Regions from separate parts of the Homo sapiens genome. Here region 1 is linked to region 2. A link is a loop called in an ENCODE intact Hi-C map of the cell type or tissue named here. Cell type or tissue: Panc1. All regions are shown on one strand. Each heading gives the region's core, and the rest is flanking DNA. Links, peaks and the distances in the headings are about the cores only.

Region 1 (9,153 bases), core at 1,154-9,153, 86 kb before region 2:
CAAATTAAGATGAGGACATTAAGTTGGGGCCTAATCCAATATGACTGGTGTCCTTATAAGAAGAGGGAAATTTGAACACAGACACACAGGGAGAACAACAATGGAAGATGAAGGCAGAGATGGGAGAGACATAGCTGCCAGCCAACAAACATCCATGATGGCCAACCACCACCAGAAACTGTGAAGAGACGAGGAAAGTTCTCCCCAGAGTCTCAGCAGGGGCATGCTGACATCATGATTTCAGACTCCTAGCCTCCAGAACTGTAAGACAATACATTTATATGTTTTAAGCCACCGAGTTTTCAGTACTTTGTTATGGAAGTGCTAGGAAACGAATATAGTGGTGAATTATTGAAGGCCTTCTGCCTGAGACCAGAAATGAGACAAAGCAGTATGCTATGACTTCTACTCAGTATTGAATTTGATGGTCCCAGCTAGTGTCATAGTGAGTGAAACAGGCCAAGAAAAAGAAATAGATGAATAAGGATTGGGACGGATAATCTACAGAAAAACCATTATAATCAATAGGAGAGTTTAGAACTTCACTGGATAAAAGACCAATATGCAAATATCATGTATATTTCTATACATGCAACAGTTTTAAAATTAAATGTAAAAAATCTGTCATTTTAATAGCATCAAAAGACACCAATGTCTATGAATAATTCTTATGAAAGTGTGCCAAAATACCTGTGTTGAAGACTACAAAATATTATTGTGAGAAATTAAACAAGATCTAAATAAGTGGAAGAAAACATCACGTTTGTATATTACAGGACTCAGTAAAGACATCAATCCTTCCCAAGTTGATCTAAAAATTCTATAGAATCCCAGTAAAGTTAATATAAAATAAATTATTTTATTCTATTAAAATGAAAAGGGTCAAGAATATTCAAGACAATCTTGAAGAAATACTAAAAAGGAGGAAAATTAACACTACCATGTATAAAGAGCTACTATAATGCTATAGTCATTAAAAGAGTGTGATATTGGTGCAAGTCTAAGCAAATAGACTGGACCCACATATATACACTGTTATGTGATGCACAAAGGTGACATGGCAATGCAGGAAGAAAGATTACTTTTTCATTAAGTGGTATAGAGTCAATTTAATATTCATATAAGACAATGAATCCCTATTCCTACCATACTTCATAGCATACACAAAATTTAATTCTAGATGGGTGACAAATATCAACATGAAAGGTAAGACCATAAAACTCTAGGAAGACATAGGATGTTACCTTCACGACCTTGGGGTAGACAAAGAGATCTAAAGCACAACACAAAAAATGCAAACTGTGATTGGAAGCGTTGATAAATTGGACTACACTGAGATTAAGAATATCTATTCACCAAAAGATACCATTAAGAAAGTTAAATGAAGCCAGAGTTCTAAAAATTATGTTCAATATCAATGTCTGACAAAGGACTCCTTCTGAATGAAGAATTAATTCCTACAAATAAATAAGAAAAAGGCAGACAACACAATAGAAAAATGGACAAAAAACCCTGAAAAATCAGTTCACAAAGGATATCCAAAATAACAATAAACACATGAAAAGCTGCTCCACTTCTTTAGTCATCAGGGAAATGCAAATTAAAAGCCACATTGAGATCAAATTACCCATAAGCCAAAAAAATCTGAAATTAAGTCAAAGACAAGTGGATGAATTATGTGAGGCAACTAGATCACTCATACATTGTGCTGGGAGTGTAATTAGAACAAATATTTTGAGAGACTGACAATATCTAAGAATAGTATATATCTAGAAAAAACTGTGCTGTTTTGGAAACAGAAAAGCACAATTTGAAGTAAATCATCGGTCAAAGAAGAAATCACAAAGAAGTTAGAAAATATTTTGAACTGGAGGTTATGAATATAGAACATATCAAAATTAGGAGGAGGCAACTAAAGTAGTGTTTAGATGGAAATTTGCATATTTAAATGCTTACATTTGAAATGAATCTAAAATCAGCAACCTCAGTTTACACTTCAAGAAGTTTGTAAAAAATGAGCAAATTAAACCCCAAATAAGTAGAAGGTAATAAGAAACACAAGAATAGAAATCACTGAAATTTCAAAAAAAAAATTGAGAAAAAGCAAAAAGTTGTACCATGAAAAGATTAGTAATATCGTTAAACCTTAGTAAGTGTAATCAAGAACAAACAGGAGAAAACACAAATTCCTTGAAACAGTAATGAAGAGGAGGTATCACCACATAGCCTATATATATACATAAGGTAATAAAGGCACATAATAAACAACTTTATGTCAATAAATGCAATAACTTAAATGAAATAAACACATTTGTAAAAAAAAATACAATTTAGTAAGCTTTTCCCAAGAAGAAATAGAAACTGAATTGTACTACATATCTATTAAAAATTGGGTTAACGTTAAGAAAATAATCTTTCCACAAAAACTCCAGACACAGATAGTTCCACTAGTTAGTTTCATCAAACATTTAAGAAACAAATTATATCTTGCACAAACTATTTCAGAAAGTAGAGGAGGAGGAAGCATAAGATCTTCTACCAAAATTAGATGATAAAATTACAAGAAATGAAAATGATGGAGCAATATCCTTCATGGATATACATAGAAAATTCTTTTAAAATCTACTAACAAATTAAATTCAGCAGTAATCAAATCCATGACCAAGTGAATTTGTGGTTTGATGTCTTTTGTAAATATTGAAAAGTTCTCAGAATTTATTCTTTGAATAGTGCTTTTGTCTTACATTGACTCTCCATTTAATGAAAGGATCTTTTATATCTGAAAGACCTGGGGAGGAAGGTAGCCACCCAGCAAAGTCATCTGAACTTTTTGATTGTGGTGTGAGGGAGAAAGAAACTTTCATTGTGGTAAGCCAATGAGAATTGAGGATTATCACTGCAATGGACATCACCCACTATGATAACTAGCTTTACCATTTTAAACGTACAAATTTTATTTATTTTTATTATTTTTATTTATTTATTTATTTTGAGATGGAGTCTCGCTCTGTTGCCCTGCTAGTGTGCAATGGCATGATCTGGGCTCACCACAACCTCTGCCTCCCGGGTTCAAGCGATTCTCCTGCCTCAGCCTCCCGAGTAGCTGGGATTACAAGTGCCTGCCACCATGCCCGATTAATATTTGTATTTTCAGTAGAGACGGGGTTTGGCCACGTTGGCCAGGTTGGTCTCGAACTCGTGACCTCAGGTGATCCACCTGCCTCAGCCTCCCAAAGTGGTGGGATTACAGGTGTGAGCCACTGCACCCGGCCACAAATTTTATAGTTTATTTTTCAGTGTCCTATTATCTCAAATTGTGAGGCACACATTTTCCTGTTTACTCTGCCTACTGACTTTCCCTAATTGACGATGGCCTAGGATGATGTAGAGTTTGTTTCCTTGAATGGTTTATATTTTTTATTTTGAACTGATTTTCATGGATATTGCGATTTGGGGGCATTTTTTGGAGTCCCATGTGTGTAAAGTTACTAAATCTTCCTCCGGAGGAATTCTTGAATTCTAAACCATATAATACACATTTGGACTCCACACCTAAGCCTAATGCACTTTTTGGTTTTTAAATGTGTAATTATCTTTTTCCCCCTATCCGGAGCCCAAGCAGAAAACATGCTTCCTTCCACTTCCCTGGCTAATGGTTGAGGTTTCCTGGTCTTTTTTACACTGGAAAGGAGATTACACCAATTTCTGGATTTATGTGAATATCTCAGTTCCAGTTCCCCACCTCTCATAGGCCCCAAGCCCAAGGTCACCTTACCTCCTGAGAGTGTGTTAAAATTTCCCTCTTACCCATAGAATCTATATTTTTGGTATGCCCAGGCATGTATTCACATCCTGCTATGTTTTATTTGCTGTTTTTTTTTTGTTTTTTTTTGTTTTTTTTTTTTTTGCTTTGGGAACGGGAGTGAGTGTAGAACCTATACAGTCCCGTCAGCTCTATTCCAAGAATGTTCTGCTCTTTTCTTCGTTTCACAAATGAAAAACCTGAGTCCCATAGATGGGAGTCAATACAGCCAAACTCACAGACCTACCTATGGCACAGGGGAGACTGAAGTTTATTTTCCAACTTCCAGCAGTCCTACATTGTAAGCTGAGTGAGTGGACTGCGCTTGCAGGTCCTCCAGGTGCCTAGCGAGAACAGAGGACAAATAAATATTTACGAATTGCTTGTCTCACCTGAAAATGGTTTATTTCTAGGTTTCTGATATTATGGGGTGCAATGGCGGTAAAGAAGCAGTTCTGGTTTCAGGAATGTGATCCTGATAGCCATACTCCAGAAAAAATCAATAAATTCCCTTGGCCCCATGGGCTCATGCTCTTCTAGAAGGGAAGACAGGGCTCTTAGGTACTTTCAGCGCTCGTAGAAGAGTGTTGTTACAGTCCCATGACCAGTGCAGGGGATGTGCCACTGAGAATCTTTTCACTGATGCTTCATGGGCTTTCTCTATTCTGCTACTGGGTTTTATTTCCCTTCTTCTAATTCTCCCTTTACCAACAACTAATCCCCTGTAGATAATTAATTCATCAAGTGCCTGCTCTGTGATGTCCGGACTGCTAGAAGTGGTAGGGGGACTCAAGAGCCAGATGAAGCTAAGGGCACGCCTGTCTGCTCTCCAGGGACCCCTGGCGTCCCTTTCTCCTGGCAGAATGACTGCTATCCTTTGAGGTGAATCCAGTTCAGCTGTCACCTCTTCTATTAACCACTCTCCAAAAACAGCTAATCCTTCTTCTAGGCTCTTACCGCAGTTATGAAAGCCTATGCTGACCCTTTGTTTAAACATGTGTACATTAACAGTAATACATTTAAGACACTTCATGGCAAGGGCAATATACTGCGTTATTCTTCCAAATCAAATAGTTGGGCTCAGTCCCCCATTCCTGCTACTGGGGTACAGTCAAGCTCAGTCACCTTTTGGTGAGCCTTTCCCTAGTTCTTGGAGTCTTAAAAGAATCCCGTGGTTTTCGGCAGTTCAGAAACCCAGGCATTGCCGCTGCGTGGTCCACGGGAGTTGCTCTGGTGGAGCTCGGATGCCCGGGGGCTGCAGGAAAGAAGGTGGCAGCGCCCCCTACGCGGACGCAGGGCGCTGCTGTGCTCAGCAGAAGGGAGCAAATGGGATGGAGCTTCAGCCACCCTGGAAGCCGCCCCTTGGCGCCTTCCTCCCTCCCTTCCTCTTTCCAAAATCAAGCCCCCTCTTCAACATCAAGAACTCTCCGCACTCCCTGGACCTCTCAGAGCCTCTCCTCATTTACTCTTTCCAATGCGCTGGCTCAAAAGAGCCTAGATAAGAACACCAAGTTCTGGCTGTCCTTCCAGCAAAGAGTTAGGAGTTAACTTTTCAATCTTTTTTAATCTCCTTTAAAAAAGAATGAGCCATACATTAGGGTAACCACTGGGAATCCCATCACACACATTGGCGGCATCTCTCCTCCCCGACAGGGTGCCTCCAGCACTTCAGATCCCAGCCGAGAGTCTGGCTGCTGGCGCCCAGCAAACGGTGCGGAAAGCAAACCGGGGCTCGCGGAAAGCGGGAGGAGGGGGGCTTCCTCGGGTCTGTTTTGTCTGGTTGGCAAGACTTCCGAAGCCTGGTTCCCTATAGCTGCCACCCGGTCGCTGGCGTGGAGGAGGGAGTCCGGGAAGACTGGACCCCAGAATTGTCCCGGCTTTCTCCCGAGTGCCCAGCGCAGCTTCTGGCTGAGAGCGGGAGCGGGCTGAGTGGGGACAAAGAACGCAAGGGAGAGGTAGAGCCTGGCCTTGGGCAGCCCCTGGCCTGGCCAGAGGCGCGAGGCCGAGAGCCCGCTCGGTGGAGACTGGGGGTGGAGGTGCCCGGAGCGTACCCAGCGCCGGGAGTACCTCCCGCTCACACCTCGGGCTGCAGTTCCCTGGGTGGCCGCCGAGACGCTGGCCCGGGCTGGAGGGATGGGGGGGCGGGGACGGGGGCGGGGGCGGGGCTCGTCACGTGGAGAGGCGCGCGGGGGCGGGCGGGGCGGGGGCGCGCGCCCGGCTCCTTAAAGGCGCGCGAGCCGAGCGGCGAGGTGCCTCTGTGGCCGCAGGCGCAGGCCCGGGCGACAGCCGAGACGTGGAGCGCGCCGGCTCGCTGCAGCTCCGGGACTCAACATGCGCTGCTCGCCGGGAGGCGTCTGGCTGGCGCTGGCCGCGTCGCTCCTGCACGGTAAAGCCACTGCCTCCCCGCCCTCCACTCCTCCGTGGGATCCCGGGCACATCCCGGGCGCCTCTGTGCGCCCCGCGCCTGGGCCAGGTTTGGGATCTCCCCGCCGCCGGGGAGGGGCAGCGGGGGCGCTGCGGGGGCTGCTTGTCTGGGCTGCACCGGGTGGGCGGCGGGGGACGCCGGCAGGAGGGAGTCGGGGGTACCCCCGCCGGCCTGCCCTGAGCCCCCTGCCCGGGTCTTCTCTCCTTAAGTGTCCCTGCAAGGCGAGTTCCAGAGGAAGCTTTACAAGGAGCTGGTCAAGAACTACAATCCCTTGGAGAGGCCCGTGGCCAATGACTCGCAACCACTCACCGTCTACTTCTCCCTGAGCCTCCTGCAGATCATGGACGTGGTGAGTCCCGCCTGGCTACAGGGCTGCCCTCTCCCCTTCCTGGGCTCCGAGGGGCTTTTTAGACAGCGTCGGGCGGCCAGGCGGTGGAGCTCGGCTGGGGCACTCTAGTTGGCCCCAAGCTAGGCAGGGCCATGCTCTGAGTCTGTCCCCAGCCTGCCCTCTCCTGAGTGTCTCATTTCTCGGTTTCCCCTCCAGCCAAGGAGGGACCTGGTAAAGCTTATTCCATCACCCTGGCCACCTGTGCATGGTTACTTGGGTCCCACCTTTCTCTCAGGTTAGAAACTCAAGCATCCTGAGCTGGGACTCAGTAGCAAGAACAGGTGAAGTTCACTTTTTAATCTCCCTTATGGTGTAAGTGTTGACTTGCATTCCAGCATTGTCAATTTAGCCACTTCTAGACTTTTCTGCCGCCTATGGTATGTAACTTCTTTGGTGGGGGCCTGGCCCTGAGCTTTGCAGCTGGCGAATCTATCCAGGCAGAGGGCAAGAGGGCCAGCTGTGAACTTTCACTGTGACCCCATCTTAGGAATGGGCATGCTTTGCCTTCCTGGTGAGGACAGGTACTGGGAGTCCTGCTCCGAGGACTCAGGGTTCCCCGTCAGGAATACATGTGTCTGTCCCTCCAGGCAGCTGCCATCAGTTCCGTGGGTCTCTTGCCTTGCAGCCTTGCTAGTGCCCACTTCAGTTAGCCAATCTGTGTAAACTTGCCTATTGTTCCTCTATGCTGCTTTGGATATTCAATATTCATGGTATATTCTCCATACAATACAAATACTTCACACAAGTGTTTAATTCATTATAAGTGGGTTTGGTGTCTTGTCTATACGGAGTATCGGATTCTATTGTGGAGCACCCTGGAGTGTGGCAGGGTGGGGCACAGGGATAATAATGTTCATTGGGAGGGAGAGCATGATGGGAAAGAGGTGAGAGAATAGCCACAATTACTGGTTAAAAAAGAAATAGTGCTAAGAGCTACCTGGCAAAGTGGAAAAAGGTAAGAGGTGATATTTCATAATCCTACAAATAAACAGTTACCCGCACTATCATGTTGATGAATGGTATATCACTTAACCTAGTTAAAATTGCCATCATACATTGCCTCCTTTCCAACGCTACACTCGCCTCAAATGTGTTCTTCCTCCTACAGACAGAATCATGCTTTAAAATATTGAATGTATATGTGATGATGTGGAAAAGTTATCATGAGAAGAGCTGTAGGGGAAGGCAGGTTCAGTCTCATGTGTTGCAGAGCAGCAAAAGTTGCTGTTTATGGAGCAGTTCCTCAGTTGCTTTAAAGAGCTCAGGATTTGTACTTGGGATCTTCGGTGGGTTCTGTCTGTGTTGGTTTCTGGATGGCTGCTGTTAGGTAAGTTTCTTAAGCATCTTGAGCCTTGGCTTTCCGGCTAATAAAATGCACACTGTCAGTCATTGTGATCAACTAAAGAATATGGAAACAACTTGAAGAGACCTTAAAGCTAGATATGTGATTATGGTCATTTTCATGCAGAAACCACATGAAAAAGGACCAGGCAGCAGAGCTAACACACCCCGCAAGTGGTGTGTGACAGGGTGAGAAAGGGACAGTAGCCCCCTCTTCCCCCATTTGTCCAGGGTCAACTCCAGCCAGGCTGTCACACTGTTTGTGTCTGCTCCACAGCTGTCTCTCTTGGAGTGGGTGACCCTGTATTGCCTGGATGGGGGTGATGGTGTAGTAGCCCCTCAGTAGAGGAACAGGAGGAAGTCAGTAGAACAGGCTCCTGAGGTTGCAAAGGCTGCGGCAGCACCTTTTGGAGAAGAGACCACTCGCGGAGAAGCTGCAGGCTTTCTTCTGGGAACTTCTTCTTTAAGAGACTCTTAAGAAACCAAGTTATTATGAGGAGCTCTGAGTCTTAGGAGAAGTTTAGGCATAAGTTAGTGTTATACTACATGAACATTTAAAATAACTTTTGTCATGTTAGAAAATTACAAAAATAGCACATTGGCACTTTGTGTCAATGACATTCCAGTGTCCTTAGGAAATGCATGTGAAGAAGGCTGTCAGCAGCCAGAGGTCATGGGAAGGGGGCGGGAGAAAGTTTATCTCTCACCTTAGCCGTGGTATTGGCTGTGAACACATTGAACTTCCCAGCCAGGCAATGCTATGTTCATGGAGTGGCCTTGAACAAACTCACTTACCTTTCTAAGCTCTGTTTTCTCATGTGTTAAATGAGAATAATAATACCTGCTTCAGAGGGTTTTGAGAGGATTAAATGAGAGAAAGTGCTTGCCCACACTGGTGATTCACTGAAGGTCTGCTCCATCTTAATTATGTAACTACTCAACTCAGAGGTCAAGAAGTCCATGCCTAGAAGGGTGTGGTCACATGCCCAAGGTCACTCTGTGATTAGAGGTAGGGCTATGAGGAAAACCAACATCGGACAAGTCCTTTGTCTTTCATCTGCTGCTTCCTTTAGACTTGGTAACTTCGGCAGAACAAAGTCATTTAATTTATTTAAACTGGGTGAATTGTAACTAATTTAATGTGACTTTCCTGAGATCCTGGATGAAGCCGAAGTCTCTATCAGACATAACAAAATA
Region 2 (8,000 bases), core at 1-8,000:
GCTATCACGTATATTTGAATATTTCACAGAGATGCTGGATATGTTATCTATGATCTGGGGCCACTGCTCCCTACACGGCTTTCCGAGCGGCCAGGCCTTTGAGAAGCAGCTCTGTCCCTGTAAGCCAGCATTCCCTGGTTTGGCATGCACACGTGCACACGCTGGCTAGCCTGCTACTTAAGACGCCCATGAAGTTGTATGTTCTCGGGGCCTAGTGTTGTTTCTGTGCATATTGGCACATGGAGTATTCTTGCATAAGGCAGTACCTTTGTTCTCTGAATGGCAGCAGTTATGACCAACAGCAGGAAGTGCTGGCCTATGGGATGCACTGCTGGAGCCCACAGTTTGGACCCACATCCTCGTCTATGTTCCCTGTTGTGCATTGGAGAGTTCTGTGGCAGAGATGGCTGCAGGTGAGCGTGAGGACTGTCATCTCTAGCTGCATGCAGAAACTTCCCCTGCAGGGTATATACCTGATTTCTAATAGTCTTTCTCCTGAGGTCAGGAAATAAGGGACACGTCGGTAAACCAAGACAGTCTGACTTGCAGACCAGATGCCTAAAAGGCAATTATTCAGGCAGGGTAAGTTTCTAGAAGCAGTAAAATTTCTCGTTAAACTGCATAGTCAAATAAGGGATCCCAGAACATTTCTGACTAATAAGGTGTCAGACCTCATAAATAACATCATGAAAAGAAAGTTATTTCCTAATCATGACCGCTACCTTTGGTCATGAAGAAGGAAGCCCAGGCTTTCCTGATGCAGGGAACAGTGTGACCAAATTGCCCTCCATGGTCACTCGGTGATCCCGCTGGACAAGCAATGTGTTGTCCTACATGGCTACTTCCAGAAGGCTGGGCGATGCTATTTCTTGTATGGACTTTTCATTCTGCCTCTGTCTTTGCATCTGGGGGCCGGCCACATTTCACTTGAATCATTGGGCCCGTTTCTAGAAGAGTATCCTCTTCTCATTTGCTGCCACTTTTCTGCTTCTCAAATTAGTTCAGACAACTGAGCTTTGAAAAACGTCTAAAATAGGAGTAAGTGGTCCCCTGTTGAATGGATCAAACATGTGCCTTTCCATGCCTGGACTTTGGGTCTTCTGTTTCTTGGGGGGCTGTATTAGTTTGCCAAGGCTGCTGTAACAAAGTGCTACAGACTCAGAGCCTTAAACAATAGAAGTTACCCTGTCACAATTGTGGAGGCCAGAAGTCTGAATGAAGGTGTTGTCAGGACTGGCTTCTTCTGAGCCTCTCTCCTTGGCTGGTAGATGGCTGCCATCTCACTGGGTTCACGTGACCTTCGCTTGTCTCTGTCCGTGCCCTAGTCTCCTCTTCCTGTAAGCACTGCAGTCAAATTAGAGTAGGGCCCCATGCTCATGACCCTCTTTTACTTTAATTACCTTTTTAAAGGTTCTGTCTTCAAATAGAGCCACACTCTGAGGCACCAGGTATTAGGATTTCAACATGTGAGTTTGAGGGAGATGCAACTCAGTCCATAATGAGGGCATTGTATCTGACTTTTTGAGGGCAAAGGGTCAGGGTTGAAGAAGTCTCCGTGTTAATTTTAGCTGTAATATTTACAGTCTGTATAACCTTTGAGTCTCAGATTTCTCCTTTGAAAAACGGGGAAAGTGCCGGCTTCACAGAGTTCGGAGGATCGCTCTGTGGATGTGTGTAGCACACTTAGTCTGGCACTTGGAAAAGAGCACACATTCCGTAAAGGCAGTTGTGTGTTTACAGGCAGAATGATGAGGATTCCTGCTTTTAGAACAAGATGGTAATTTAACAATTTAGAAAAAAATAATCAATGTTTTTCATTTTCCAATTCGGATTTTTTAAGTTTGAAATCAAGAATAAATTTTATAACATTCAGCCTGAGCAATGTACGAGACCCCCATCTCTAACAACAATAACGACAACAACAACAAAATTAGCTGGGCATGGTGACCTGCACCTGTAGTGCCAGCTACTCAGGAGGCTGAGGTAGAAGGATCCCTTGAGCCCAGCAGTGAGCTTTGATTATATCACTGCTTGCCATCCTGGGTGACAGAGTGAGATGCTATCTCCAAATATATATATATATATATATATATGTATATATATATATATACATATATATATATATACACATACATACATACACACACACATATACACACACACATACATACATATACATACACACACACACACAGAGAGAGAGAGAGAGAGCACCCCACCATATTATATGTATAACATGTTGGTGGAATCTTATTAACACGGTTACAAGAGGCAGTTTATATGGCCTATGTGTAGGATCTTTAACTCCAAAATGTAAAATGTTTGATGATTCCAAATGCTCTGGCTAATGAGGAATTTCCAAGTTGTAATTGAATTTCAAGGAGCAAAGATAGAGCAGTCTCTACCTGACAAATGTTACCAGGGTCCAGGCCCTTAGAAATGATCCCCACCTCCACATGCCTGACCCAGCTGCCGGTGCAGAACCCCATCGCTCACACATCTGTTGAGCTCTACTGAAGGATCCTGCTCGTTCCTCTTTCCCATGGTGGACATAGACCACGTCCGCCAGGCTTCATCATGGAGGATGTAGAGGCTGCTTCAATTTCTGCTTTTGTTTTCCTGAGACATGGAATGTAGGACTTTCTTTTTGAAGTAACTACTAAATATATTTTGAAGTAACTGCTAAATATATGGCCCGCAGGTCCACATGAACCCAACGTGGAATGAATAGATTTCAGAGAATATTTAAACCACTCATAGACACTTATCTATTGCTACAGAACAAACTCCTCAGAACTGAGTGACTTAAAGCAAACAACTCAGATTATTCCTCATGATGCCGTGGGCTGTCCAGGCCCATGTGGCTGGTTGTCTCTTTCACGTGGCATTGGGCACAGCCATGGGCTGGGGCTCCACTGGGCCGATGTGCTGAGGGGTACACTTCCACAGCGGGGCAGGTCTGGGCTGAGCTGGTGGGGACGCCGGCCCTGGCAGGAAGCTCAGCCATTCAGCTGGGGACTGTGCACCCACCCCTTCTGGGCCTTTTCCACAAGGCTCGGTGTCCCCCAGCTTGGTGGCCAGCAGTGCTCTGACAGGAAGGAAGGAGAGGCTGCTGGGACTCTTAAGGACTGAGCGTGAGGGTCCCGCAACAGCCCTTCTCCACATTCTGTTGGTCAGAGTAGGCAGGAGCCCAGCTTGGAGTCAAGAAAGGGGAAATCAGCACCCCTATCTAGGGCAAGAGGGAGGCCACAGGGTGCTCTGGGGACACTAGTGATCACAGCTAAGGAAGGAAAGCGGTGGAACTGCAAGGGTCAAAGTAAAGCCCCAGGAAACCGAAAGACCAGAAGAGGCGTGCATTGTGAAGGGGAAGGCACGCTCCGCCATGTGCCTGCTGAAATTGGCAATGTGGGAGGAGAAGCAGGCAGGAGGAGAGAGCTTCTAAACAAGACAGATCTTGTCATCTCTGCCCCCCCTTGCTGGCTGGCTTCCCCTTCCTGCCTGGACACACTGTGCAGCCCCCAGGTATGTGCTGACCAGCCTATCCCTACCCTGTAGCCTCGTCCACTCTCCAGCCCTACTGCTTGTCCTTTGGCTCATTGATGCACCAATGCTTCCAGGCAGAGTGTTTATATGAGCGTCTTGCGGGGCGAGGAATGCCCACCCCTTAACTCCCAGTTAGCAAGGGAAACCTCCCTGACACCCTCACCCCTGCCAAGTCTAGAACACATTTCTCTGTCACGTAGAAAAGGATTCCTGTCCACGATGGCACTTAGGGTCTGCTACCTCTTAGGGGCACCTAGCAGGGCACTTGATACACATTTATGCAAAGACAAGATGGAGAGAGGAAGGGAGGGTGCAGGAATTATTAGGAGGAGGAGCGAAGAAGATGGATCAGTGTAATACAGTGCGGCTAAGAACAGCCAGAGAAGAAAGAAAGCAAAGGAAAGAAATCATGTAGGCAACCTAGAAAACATTCAACTGAGACTGAGTCCAAAAATTCACACAGGAAATAGCAAAAATAGTCTTCACTACTAATATCCTAACCCTCTGATATTCTGTTATTGGGGATTTTGAGAGATACCGAATTTAATGCTTTCTGCCAGCTTCTAGGCGTGGAAAATAATATGTTCTGCTTAGTAGACTCATCTGTTAGTTCATTATGGTCTGAATGGAGTCGAGGGGCTTTTCCTAAAGGAGGGGGTTAAATGCATCCTGTGTAAGCCCCAGTTTTGAAAGCAGTGTTGATGTAGCTCAGCTGAAGCCTCCCAAACATGTCTGTCCTATTTCTCACTCTATTCTCGTTTGATATTGGAGTCCCCACGTGAGTCACTATTGCTTTTTGAGATATAATGCATTTTCCATGCTTTAAAGTGGCTGGGTCACTGCAAAACAGCCATCTCTGCATCATTTGTGGAATGGGCTGCTGTATTTCCTTGATGGGTGGGTAACAAGTCATGCTGCTGCCAGCCAGCTGGCCAGGTCGCTCTGAGGAGAGGATGGGCACGAATAAAAGCGTCTCTGTCTGGTGCTGATCCCAGTCATTTCTTTGTTGCTTTATTTTGCTTTACTTTAAGCCTGCGGCTCAAGGAGTTTTCTGAACACCATCTTGCCTAAAGTGGGTAGCAATTATGGATGGCTTGCCGTGATTTTCCCCTTTGGATGGAATTAAAGGCCTTGCTGGGATCAGCAGTCCGCTTGCAGAAGGACAGTCTGAATCCCGCAACTCTGCGGATGCCCCTACACCGTGCAGAGACAGGCAACTGCCTCACCCTCTCTGGGCTTCTCTGTTTCTGAGTTGCTCGGTCAGAAAATTCTATTGCAATAATGGAAATCTTTTTTGATGAAGATATTTAAAGATGTTTTTGTTGGCTCTGAAAGTTTAGAACAGCATGGGGTTTCAGCCATCCATTTTCATTGAGTGTGCAAAGCTGCATTTGTCATCTGCAGGGTTGTGTCTTTCACTCATTTTCCTGACCCTGTGGCTGATAGCAGAGGCTGGAGAGGGGACCTCTATGCAGGACACACTTGAGAGCAGTGTGGCCAAGCCTGTAAGCACTCATAATTGTGCTCATCATTGTTGCCAAGCGTCTTAGGGAACCTGGGGGAGCCAACCCAGGACAAGGATTCCTGAGCATGTAGCTTATTTGGGAAGGGATCCTGGGAAGCAGGATGAGGGGAGGGGGAGTGAGATAGGGAGGGCAGGCAAGCCGTTGGAGTGAGCATTGAAAAGCAAATCATACTGCGGGCAAACAGAGCCCATTCCTACTGGGGAGCTCTGGGAGACTGTGTATAGCACATCTCAGCCTTGTTCTGAGGAAACTGGGATGCTTATCTGCCAGCTGCCTTCCATCATAGGCTGAGAGCTGCTTCCAGGGGTGTCAGCTCCCTGGCACCTCTGGCTTGCCTGCCCCATGTGTGGATCAAGTGCAGAGCTGCAGATGCTTGCAGTAGGCAGCTGTCAGGGCCTTGGGCACAGGAGGATGATTGTCGACATGGTCTGCTACAGCGCAGATGAGCCATCCACTCAAGTTCTAGTTGCTTTCACCCTGCTTTGATTGTAGATCCAATCTCAGCTTCTGGTAGGGAGCATAGCAACAATATGGGTGGAAGGGAGAGAGTCCTAGGACTTGAGGGTCCTAGGGGTGAGGGTGTTCTCAGCCAGAGCAGAGGAGGCAGGCAGGTGGCAAATTTCACTGGACTAAAGAAGAGCCCAAGCCTGCATCCCAGCAAGGGGTGCCTATTCTACGTGGGCTGCGATGTATCTATTATGGAGTCATGGCAGTGCACACATGGAATGGCATCTTAGGGAGTGAATCTGTGAGATGTAGTGTTGTCATGGTTAATAGCTCCTGAAATTGTGGTATCCCTCAGCCTAACCGAGATTGGCCTGCTGGTGCTCAAAGGCTCATAATGCAGTCATGGCCAGGCTCTTGGAGGGCCCAAGGGCATCACTGGAAGGTGATGTGGTTGCTATAGTTTGAATATTTGTCCTTTACAAATATTTGAATATCTGTCTTCTCCAGAATTTGTGTTAAAATTTAACCCCTAATATGACAGTATTGAGAGGTGGGACCTTTGAAGGCCAACTGGGTCATGAGGGCTCTGCCCTCATGAATGCTTTAATCTATTCATGGATTAATGGATCAATAGGATATCATGGGAATGGGACTGATAACTTGATAAGAAGAGGAAGAGAGGCCTGAGCCAGCACCTTCAGGCCCCTCCCCATGCGATGCCTGGTACCACCTTGGCACTACAGAGAGTCCCCACCAGCAAGAAGCCCTCACCAGATGCAGCTCCTTGACCTCGGACTCCCAGCATCCATACTGTAAGAAATGAATTCTTTTCTTTATAAATTACCCAGTTTCAGGCATCCTGTTATAAGCAACAGAAAACAAACTAAGACAGTAGTAGTTCCAGGTGAGCAGAGGTAATTTTGCTGCTGGAGATCTCAGAGAAGGAGTTTTGAGGATGTGCTGTTACAGCTTCTGTATTAATCAGATATTCACACCTGAGCTGGAGGGAGGCTGTTTCTAAATCATGTGTTGTGGGAAGAGGGGGAGCAGCAGCTTGTTTTAAAGCAGTGAGTGGAGCCAGCCAACCTATGTTTGCATCTTCAAAGTCATCCTCCGAACTGTCCATCTCACTCTCCCAGGTCTCATCATGGTCGCTCTTGCTGTTTGTTTTTAATTTGTTCATTCACTCAACCAATATTTAGTGAAGGCTCCCTCAGCATAATCACACACTGTTCTGGGAACTAAGGATTCAGCAGTGATCCAGCCAGACCCAAACCCACCAGAGAAACAGAGATGGGGAAGAGAGGAGGGAGGCATGGGCCAGATTGTAGGTGATCCCAGAAAAATGAAGCAGGAAAGGGAATAGTGAGGGCTGAGCCAGAGGTCAGGGAGAGACCAGGAGACAGACTAGAGGGCTGCAAAGGAACAGGCCCTGTGATATCAAGTGGAGAGAGTGTTCCTGACAGAAGGAACAGCCAGTGCAGGGGCCCTGTCAAGAAGGCTTGTGAAAGACTTCGAAATGCAAAAAAAAAAAAAAAATAGTGAGGGAAGAGAAAAAAAGACACCTCGGTTCCTACAGAATACTAGGCATGGTCACAGGCACCTTCCTGGTCATCTGAGTCTGTAGTGGACTGTGCCTGTCATGGTCTTCAAACTAGTTTTCAACTCTAACTTCTAGAAAACTGATGGCAAAACCAATGATTCTAGTCCACGGAGAAGCAAATGTGTTTTGCTGGTGGACCAATTCCCCTGTTGACAGATTCAGATCAGTGTGCCTGGTTGTCTTTGTATGTGTCTGCTTTTAGGATGCTCTGCAGAATTGGTTTTAACATTTTCCTGGTTCCTTCCTTCATTAATGACTTAAGTAGTCTTTGACACACGATCACTTTATATTTGTGCAAGTGTCATGATTTTATCTTTTAAAAAATCCATCAATTGCCCTGAGGCGGGAACATGCTATCCAGGTCTGTCCTAGGAGCAAATTCAGCTGCTGTGGCTGGAGAGAATTGGTGGATGGGGAAGCCAGGGTTCAGAGAGAGGGTCAGAGACATGATGGGAGGAGCTGGGGACCAAGTCGTGGAGGCCTTGGCTTTGACTGTGAGACAGGAGAGGCCCTGATACCTTTGACAGAATTTTTGTTTCAGTTCCTTTTTGCTTTGAACATTTTAAAAAAAAATATTTATTCATATTCTCCTCTTGACTTGTTAGCAATTGATTCCCATCAGGTGATTTTGTCCAGAAGTTATTATCTGTTCTTTTCTGCTTGTACACTCCTCCCAGCCTGTGGCAGTGGGCAGGTTTTGCTTTTGTTGTTTCTTCTGACATCTCAGCAAGAGGAAGGGAGGAAGGGCAAGTGCGTGTGTGTCCTTAATCAGCCTCTGATGGCCCAGCTGTTTGCCTCGGGCTAACTCGGAGCCCACCTGTCTGCACCAGAGTGAGTGGACTGTCGCTGGCTGACTGTTAATGCTGTCTGCCTCATCCGGT

What was found. Hi-C counts contacts between places; a loop is a spot of excess contacts. Peaks named below come from ENCODE experiments on the same cell type or tissue, not always from the same donor. Only the 100,000 strongest peaks of a DNase experiment are listed, where the experiment ranks them.
Region 1: a loop joins it to region 2, with 3 times the contacts of the local background. A loop is called at or near these places in 4 of 110 quality-filtered maps.

What each region holds. Positions count from the first base shown.
Region 1 is chr15:32,024,462-32,033,614 of GRCh38, forward strand. CHRNA7 (cholinergic receptor nicotinic alpha 7 subunit) reads left to right here and starts at 6,054. Exons shown (of 10, transcript NM_000746.6): 1 at 6,054-6,188; 2 at 6,437-6,576. The coding sequence starts at 6,134. LOC124903441 reads right to left here and starts at 6,135. Exons shown (of 3, transcript XM_047433397.1): 1 at 6,096-6,135; 2 at 5,396-5,927; 3 at 4,073-4,146. The coding sequence starts at 6,135. The coding sequence ends at 4,074. RefSeq lists an enhancer at 6,113-6,678. In Panc1, for the core only: CTCF peaks have their summits at 5,073, 5,273 and 6,081; no DNase peak of the experiment used is centred there; H3K4me3 peaks cover 1,302 bases; H3K27me3 peaks cover 1,635 bases.
Region 2 is chr15:32,111,951-32,119,950 of GRCh38, forward strand. The region is part of intron 4 of CHRNA7 (cholinergic receptor nicotinic alpha 7 subunit); the gene reads left to right. Among named protein-coding and RNA genes, the nearest start is that of CHRNA7, 85 kb to the left of the region's middle. In Panc1, for the core only: no CTCF peak of the experiment used is centred there; no DNase peak of the experiment used is centred there.